Regions from separate parts of the Homo sapiens genome. Here region 2 is linked to region 1. A link is a loop called in an ENCODE intact Hi-C map of the cell type or tissue named here. Cell type or tissue: Calu3. All regions are shown on one strand. Links, peaks and the distances in the headings refer to the core of each region. The heading gives the core; the rest is flanking DNA. Region 1 overlaps LOC105371348 (a long non-coding RNA gene). Region 2 has its middle 150 kb from the start of MON1B.

Evidence for each region. Hi-C counts contacts between places; a loop is a spot of excess contacts. Peaks named below come from ENCODE experiments on the same cell type or tissue, not always from the same donor. Only the 100,000 strongest peaks of a DNase experiment are listed, where the experiment ranks them.
Region 2: a loop joins it to region 1, with 10 times the contacts of the local background. A loop is called at or near these places in 6 of 110 quality-filtered maps.

The regions. Positions count from the first base shown.
Region 1 is chr16:75,787,485-75,791,888 of GRCh38, reverse strand. All of the region lies in intron 2 of LOC105371348 (a long non-coding RNA gene), which reads right to left. Among named protein-coding and RNA genes, the nearest start is that of CPHXL, 63 kb to the right of the region's middle. In Calu3, for the core only: a CTCF peak has its summit at 2,506 (motif pointing left); a DNase peak (open chromatin) is centred at 2,538.
Region 2 is chr16:77,041,168-77,045,571 of GRCh38, reverse strand. No RefSeq gene overlaps it. Among named protein-coding and RNA genes, the nearest start is that of MON1B, 150 kb to the left of the region's middle. In Calu3, for the core only: a CTCF peak has its summit at 2,303; a DNase peak (open chromatin) is centred at 2,251.

The DNA.
Region 1 (4,404 bases), core at 233-4,232:
GATCATCTGGAAGACTAACCGGTGGGCAAAGAAACGGAGAGATGAATGCCAACTCCAGTCTTTTCAGCAACATCGACATCACTGGGGCAGATAACATAGGTCAAATGTTCCAGCGTACCTTTGTTCCTTATGTGTTGTTTTGGTTTTGCTCTTGGATTTTTCTCATATTGCATATTTGAGACCAACTTATTGTGTATTTGAGACCGACGCTAACAACAGCTAGATGGGCTCCACCTAAGGACAGCTGTCGCCTTCCTGTCCTGTCCTGTTCCCTCTTATCCATCTCAAAAATACAGTGTAGTTTCTCCTACCACCTTCCATCAAACTGTCTTCTGGCCTCTGCCCCACACTCTCTCTTCCGCTTTATTCCACTCACTGGTACTCCATTGTCGTAACTCAGGCGAGATGACAACATTTCCAGGCAGCTGTCTTCATCCTCTAAGCCTGGGTTGAGATTCCCAGTACAAGCCCTGTAGCATTTCCATACCTTCAGCGTAAGGGTTTCAGCTGGTCTGGCTGTTCCACCAGACCATGGGCTTCTAGAGGCCAAGGACAGGCTGCCTGAAGACTCCCAATAAACCTTGTTGAAGAAAAGGACTCACTAGTTTGTAGTATGCTCCCACCTGCAGTCAACTCAATCCACTGAATTCTCTTTTCCTTTTCCTTTTTTTTTTTTTAATTATTTTACTACACTGATATAAACCCGCTGGATTCTCTCTCTGCTCCTGTATTCAGTGAGTTGCAATATCACGCCACATGGCTTCTGGAAAACTCCACTGTACACTCATAGTAGAGTGAGAATCAAAAAGACAGGTAATATTTTGCTGTTATTATTAAAATAGTATTGACTTTGTAGAATCTCTGAAAGGATTGTGAGGCCCTGCAGGAGTCCCCACCCCACTTGGAGAACCACCGGTCTGGATGATTAGATGTCACACAGGTGCTTTTTCTCAGCCATTCACAAGGAGCACGTCATTTCCCGACTGTCCTCACGGAGCCACCGGGAAGGTCCATGTTAGTTCAGCCATCTTACCCTCTCTAACAATTAGGCAGTAGAATTAGTCATGAAATTGTCTCCTTGAGGTAATTCTAAACCAATATTACTTTTGAATGCAGAACTTTTTAAATAATAATTGTTGGCCGGGCGCGGTGGCTCACGCCTGTAATCCCAGCACTTTGGGAGGCCGAGGCGGGCGGATCACGAAGTCAGGAGATCGAGACCATCCTGGCTAACACGGTGAAACCCCGTCTCTACTAAAAATACAAAAAAATTAGCCGGGCGTGGTGGCAGGCGCCTGTAGTCCCAGCTACTCAGGAGGCTGAGGCAGGAGAATGGCGTGAACCCGGGAGGCGGAGCTTGCAGTGAGCCGAGATGGCGCCACCGCACTCCAGCCTGAGGCACAGAGCGAGACTCTGTCTCAAAAAATAATAATAATGATGATGTTTAATTTATTTGTTTTGCTAATTTACAAGTGTCTGAGATGAAATTTATTTTGTTCTTTTGAGCCCAACCTAATTATTTATCTAAGTCTAGCCGATCTTTGCTCCGATTCTTTACCGACGGGCAAGAACCTTGTATTTGGTCACTGTGTGCTCGCTGCTGCCCGCATCCTGTAGTCTCTCCCCGCCGCAGCCAGAGTCATCTAATGCGGGGTCTCCAAGGAGGTCTGTCTACCCCATATGCACAGGATGATCCACCGGTGAGGAGCAAAATTGTATATCTCCAACTGACATTATTTTATATTAATAAATATGAAAGAAATTCGATCTGCAATATCATCTTCAGAGATGGACCCTAGCAGTCTTACTCTATTTATATGTGAAATGGTCATGCAGCACATGGAGTGTGCCAGGCATTTTGAGGCCACGTCCCTGTTTTTACTTCCTGCCACTCTCGTCATCTTCTTATGATATGCTTAAGTCCCTGTCTCTTTCTCTGCTGCACTGTTAGGCATGAACTGCTATCTGCCCTTTTCTCAAGTAGAAAATTTCTACACATCTTTTAAACCCTGCTCAATGGTCACCTCCTCTGGGAAGCTTCTAGACAACCCCAGACAGTTGAAGAGCACACACAAGCCTGGGACTGTGCCTGTGGTCCACCTGTGTGTCTCCTCACAAGGACAGAAGCCCCCAGAGGCAGTAGACACATCTTATTCTTTTCTGGGCTGGTCTTACAAACCAGACACAAACGGATGTCGATGACTGCCCTCATAAATATATTTAAATCCCCTGTAGGTGAAAAGTTTCCCTAACGAGTGTATCATATCTACTACTGACCATAGTGAGGAACATACCATAAATCATTTCAATCTATAGCATGTATTATTTTAGGCAAAATAACTTTACTAATTTTACACTGAAGTAAAAATTCCACAATAACAGATATAGGAATAAAATGGAACTCAATAAAACAGACTGTTATACCCAAACCAAGACCAAATATATAATTCCGTGTATCTCTTAGAATAACCTAGAAATGCTTTGCAGGGTTCCTTTACTGAAAAGAATCTCAGCTGTATAACATTGCCACCTAGTGGTGGATTGCAAAACACAGTAACTCAAAATAATCCTAACCACCATTTCAAAGATGCGTAATAGGATCCTTAATGAAAGAAACCAAAATATTTCACCCCAAGATATACGGCTATTCATAGGGGGCTTGAAATATCATCATGGCTAAAAGGCTGTCTTTTGTCAGGAGATTTGCATCTGTAGAGAATCTGCCTTGAGGCAGGCGTGGTGGCTGACACCTGTAATCTCAACACTTTGGGAGGCTGAGGCAGGAGGATCACTTGAGCCCAGGAGTTTGAGATCAGCCTGGGAAACATAGGGAGACCCCCGTCTCTATTTATAAAAAATTTATTTTAGAAAAAAAGCCAGAGAATCTGCCTTGATGCAGCCAGGTTTCTCTGAGACTCTCCCTTGCCTGGATCGAGGAAAGATAAACTGAGAGTCTGACACCTTTAGAGGTCTGCAAGAAACATACCACCTAATCTTTCTGAGGGCCGATACCTGTGAGGTTTCATCTACATAACGAGACCACCTTTGCTAGCCAGGCCTCCTCTTTTCTCCCTCCCATAATCTGTCTTATTATTATAACCTATTTTACCACCTCTATTAGTCTGTTCTTGCATTGCATTACCTGAGACTGGGTAATTTAATAAGAAAAAAGGTTTAATTGGCTTCGTGGCTCTACAGGCTGTACAGGAAGCAGGGCTGGGGAGGCCTCAGGAAACTTACAATCATGGCAGAACGCGAAGGGGAAGCAGGCATGTCCTACATGGTGAGAGCAGGAGGAAGAGAGCGAAGCGGGAGGTGCTACACACTTTTAAACAATCAGATTTCATGAGAACTCACTCACTACCACGAGACTAGCAAGGGGAAAATCCACCCCCATGATCCAATCACCTCCTACCAGACCCCTCCTCCAACATCGGGGATTACAATTCCACGTGAGATTTGGGCAGGGACAGAAATCCAAACCATGTCACCACCATAACCAGTTTTGGGCCATGCTCTGAGGCCCCATTCTTTTTATAACCTCAAGGTGATATATAAGTTTCTGTAGCCCATTAGAGGGTTGCGATAATCACTCTGTAATTTTCCCCACCTGCACACTAATAAATTTGTAGGCCATTTCTACTATTATTCTGCCCTTTGTTATGATTTTTCAGTGACTCTTCAGAGGGTAAAGAGGAAGCTTTCCCTTGGCCCTTACATTAGGCTCTGGCCATGATGGTATAACGGAAACCAGAGTTCCTTTCCACCAGAAACAAACAAAAACCAGACAAAAGATATGACACCGTGGTTTGCCAGACACTGGACATCAGGCAGTAAATGATCATGTGAAACTGGAAACAAAGACGGTAAGCCCTACAGCTGTCCCCAGATTTCTGCCTTGAAAGAGATTCCAGGCCACAGTGCAAGGATAAGGAACCCAGGGGAAGCCTAGTGGACTCCCAGAGTGAAGAAGACAGAGCTGAGAGTCCAGGAAGGCCCAGGTGGCTGGAATAGAAGGGAAAGAGTACCAGAAAGCAGAGAATTGCAAAGAGAACAAATTTGGAGAGCTCCAGATGGTCTCCTTCTAATACTCAGATGAATATAATTAGTATATGTGTGAGTAAACCACTCAAGCCAGGAAAAGAACCACCTGAGACGATGGGCTGCAGTTCCTGGAGCTCACACAGGATGGAAAAGAGCACCTGCCCCTTCCAGCCAAAATGGAAACTTCCAGATTCATGAGACACTGAGTAGAGTACACAGAAAGTTCATGCATCAGTAGAAAGAAATAATTAACCCTAGACTGAGCACTTCTTTGATTCTGCCTTTAAAAAATCTTAAAAGCAAGAACTGAAACTATTTAAACTGTTTCCAAGTAACTCAGCTGCATCCCAGAACAGAGCC
Region 2 (4,404 bases), core at 238-4,237, 1.3 Mb before region 1:
TAACATGCCCATCTGAAATCACGTTTCTCTCCTGATCCACACTGCACTTGGCTCCACTTTGCTTTGAGGATAGAGTCTGATTGCATTCCAGGACATAGAAGGCTGTCCATGATCAGGCCCTCACCTGCCTGTCCAGTCTGACCTCTCACTATTCCACATCCTTATCCCTAAGTTTTCAGTAATATTAGACTATTTGTGGCTCAACATCAGCACTTGAACAACCCTGTGATGCTGTGAAGTGCGCAGCCTAAGCACCTCACTTTCCTGGCCTGAGTCCTGGCCCTGCGCGATGGCAGCCAAACCTCTGTTCAAAAGGATTGATGCTGCTCCAGCACTCTGCAAAGCTCTGATAGAGGGCATCGATTAGACTTCATGAAGGCACAGAGAGGCAAAAGGTCTCAAAAGAGGGGTCTGAAGAAATAAATATACAATTACTATTATTATTTTTTAAAAGAAAATAAATTAAGTGGTTAGTTGCAGAAAAGTATGTCACAATTTCCACAGAAGCTAGCTGGGAGTTCAGGGAAAAGGGAGAACAACAGTCCTACAACACACTCTTATAAAACAGTGGATTAGAGTAAAGCTGAGAAAATGGCTTTTAGGTAAGGGAAGCAGCATGAACTAAGGCAGAGAGAAAGATGAGTATAACTTATGGTAGGAACAGAGAAGCTATGCAGATAGATACAAACATAGATAGATAGGTATATAGATGATAGATGGATAATTTGCATCACTCAAGACCGACTAAATTACGCTGCAGAGCAGGAAATATACCTAAATCTTGGAGGCATAATATTATCAAGATTCATTTGAAGCCAGATCCTATCCCCCAAGAACATTTCTTCTAAGTCAAGAAGAGAAGAGAAAACTCAGCACAAAAAGGGCAGCATGGGTGGGGTGTATACCCAGGACTTCTGGCCAAGTCAGTGTGCTTGGCAGAGGGTGCTATTGGAGAAGCAGCAGTGTGGTCCGGGACACCTGCAGCATCTTTGGAAAGAAGATACTGCACCATTTGAGTCTTATATGATAACTCAGATTTTAAAATTATAATGTGTTGTGCATTATGTTTCTGTTGGACAGTGCTGCTCTAGCATTTATCAGAATAAGTGGTAATGTTTAATTAAATGTCTCCCTCACCCACTAGACTTTAAGCTCCTTGAGGGCAGAAACTGTAGTCTCTTCATCTTTAAATAGAACTTGACATATAGTAAACACTCAATAAATACTGGAAAAAAGAAAAGATCCAAATTTAAAATTTTATAATCTAAAATGATAAGTTATGCATTTATCATTTAAAATTATAAATCACACATTTAAAGTTGCTGATAGCAACATTAATACAGTAAAAAAGAAATGAATTTAGTAATACTTGTACTTAATTTGTATATAAAAATTATCATTTAAATATGTAATCAATATAAAAATAAGAATGAGCTATTTCACAAAATTTATCATATACCAAACCTTCAAAATCAGGTGTCTATTTCATAATTATGGCACATCTTAATTTGAACACTAAATCTTCCTTAGAAATACATGAGCTGTATTAAGATTTCATAAAATTTGCCGTTGAAAAGTAGATTTGCAAACTCATGCTGTTCCAATTACATTTAAAATATTTCCAATAACTTAAATGAGCACTGATTTTTGAATTTAAATAAAAATAAAAAATGTGTTTTCTCAGACACACTAGCTCCACTGAATGGCTTAACACCCACATGTGGCTAGTAGATAACATTAGGGACAGCACAGTTCTAGAGAAGATTTATAAAGTGCTGTGGTGGAGAATGCAATGGAAGATTAACTCGGTTAATAGAAAAAGCTTCACTCTCAGACTCTTTTCACTCCCATTTATAATGGATTTTAAGTTCCTTGGGGCCAGGGACTGTGTCTTCTTTTCTGCAACATCTATAATGTCTGAAATCTATGACTTATCATTTTGACCATAACTATACACCCAGCTATCATTATATGCATATATAATATGTTTTAAATCAAAATTCAAGTAAGATCAACCCACTGAATTTGGCTATGTCTTTAAGGATGTATTAATCAATAGGTTTCCGTATTTATTATTTTTCTGTAATTTATTTGTTGAGGAGTCAAGATTGTTGGTCTTGTGGAATATTCCACATTCTGAGTATTGAGGATTGCAATATCATGGTTTTAGTTGGCATGTCCCGCTCTCCTTGGTGTGTTATATAAACTGTGGTTACATCTAAAGGCTTGATGAGATTTAGGGCCAATGTTTTGGCAAGAGCATCCTATAGGTGGCATCATGGCACCTTCTATTGTAACACATCAAGGGACAATTAATGTCTGGCTTCCTCTTTCATGATATTTAATGAGTAAATTCTAGTGATGTCAGCTTGATCCATCCATTATAAACTTCTCCATTTTTTATGTAACATATTAGTTATCACTGAACAGTCCCTAGAACCAATAGTTTTATCAAGTGGAAAAACAATAATTGTTCATTATAACTTCTGTCTTAACAACTGGAATCACATATATATTTATTTATCTAATCAGCGGTTCGATTACATTGAGGAAACCAAGTCAAGGCATAATAATTGTTATGTACTTCCCCTTGGCTTACTGCTTTTCAGAATAATAAGCTGATTCCTTAGCCTTCTCCAAAAGTAACAATTGGGTTTTTAAATTATAAATTTTTAGATTTAACATTTTGTGTATGTTTTCATGCATTGCAGGTTATTCTTTCTGATGCCAAAGTGTCCCATCTTTGTTAACACATGTGATTTCTCATGTAAAATGCTCCAGACTCACCTGAATCAGCTACTTATTCCAAATGTCTTGGTTCACTTTAGTGAGAAATGATATTTACATTAAAAAATCTGGGTGCTAGGGGCTCACTGTTCCTGGTCTGGGTAATTATTTCTAGGCTTTTTCAATGGATGTAGTTAGGAATATGTTTTTGTTTTTTCCAGAGGGGAAAAAATATGTTCATACTGATATTTTGAATTTAAATGTAGAATTATACATTTTAACTTCTTTGATTATGTATATATATTTACAATAAAGTATTAATATTATCCCTCGCTTCCTTTATTCAACTATGTGTATGTCTAGGTGTGCTTGTGTGTATATATCATAGTTTCAGATTAACCATATCAATATTATTACAACTCATATTACTCAAAACAATCTAAGATTTCTTAATTTTGCTTTTATCCTAAGGACTTATGCCACTAGTCAGATTGCTGTGTTTTAAATTCACTTGAAATAAATACTTTCTGGGTTGTCAAGCAATCACTTTGGTAGTTAGGTTTGTCTGTTTCACTTTGCTTTTGACTTGTAGGGATTAAGTTACTTGAAAGCAGTTTGATCCCTTCAGATTAGCTTTTATACTTTATTAACCAGGAACATAGCAGCATTTAATAAAAAGGTAATTTTATCCCACTACTAAGGTCAAACACAAAATTAATGTTCATGCAGTTCTGTTATGTCTTGCTAGATTTTCTTGTATACGTGTTATGCTATTTTTCATCCTATTAATATTTTCATTTCATTAACATTTTGATTCCTACCAGCAATGTTTCTTCAAATCTTGTCAACCAAGTGAGTGGTCAAACCCTCTCCCCCACCAACAGGTGATGGAAAGGTGATGATAGGTGATAAATAATATTACAAAGTATTTTTAATGTGCATTTATCTTATTTTTGAGTAAGACTGAGCATCTTTATTTTTAAGGGCCATTTGTATTAGTTTTCCAGTGAACTCTTCGTGCATGCCTCTTCTCCATTCTTATCTTACAATGTTCTCTATTTTTGGATGCTCTTCATATACTAGGTACATTGACCCTTTGGTCTAATATAAGTCACAAATATTTTCCCGGTTTTTCATTTGTCGTTTCATTTGCTCTGGCATTTTTACGTGATTTTTTAATGTCAGCACTTTTATTTTTCTTTCAGCAAATTGTTCCTAGATTTTGGGTCATATTTAAGAAAAGCTTTTTCTATTCCTAGCTTATAGAGGAATGCATCCATGCATTCTTCTACTATTTGTACGCTTTCATTTTATCTTTCTCTACACTACTAAGCAATGATCTCATACTATTTTTAGAAAAGAATTAATCTTTTTCTTTTAAATTTCTCTACTGCTTTGACATGAAGCCTTTATCATATACTAAGTTTCTATATTCATTAGCAACTCTGGCAATATCCTTTAGTTATTTTGCAATATCAAAATGAAACGAAAAACTTTTAAAAGGAAAATTAAAATAATCAATAAACATTAACCTAGTGATATTAGAGTTGATTACATTGATAAAGTCTGGTTTTTGTGCATGTCATATAATGAAAGAATTTCAGGAATATTAAAATGATAATCAGTTGAACAAACAATATTCAAATCCCATCTGTGAAACGATATTTATCACTACCA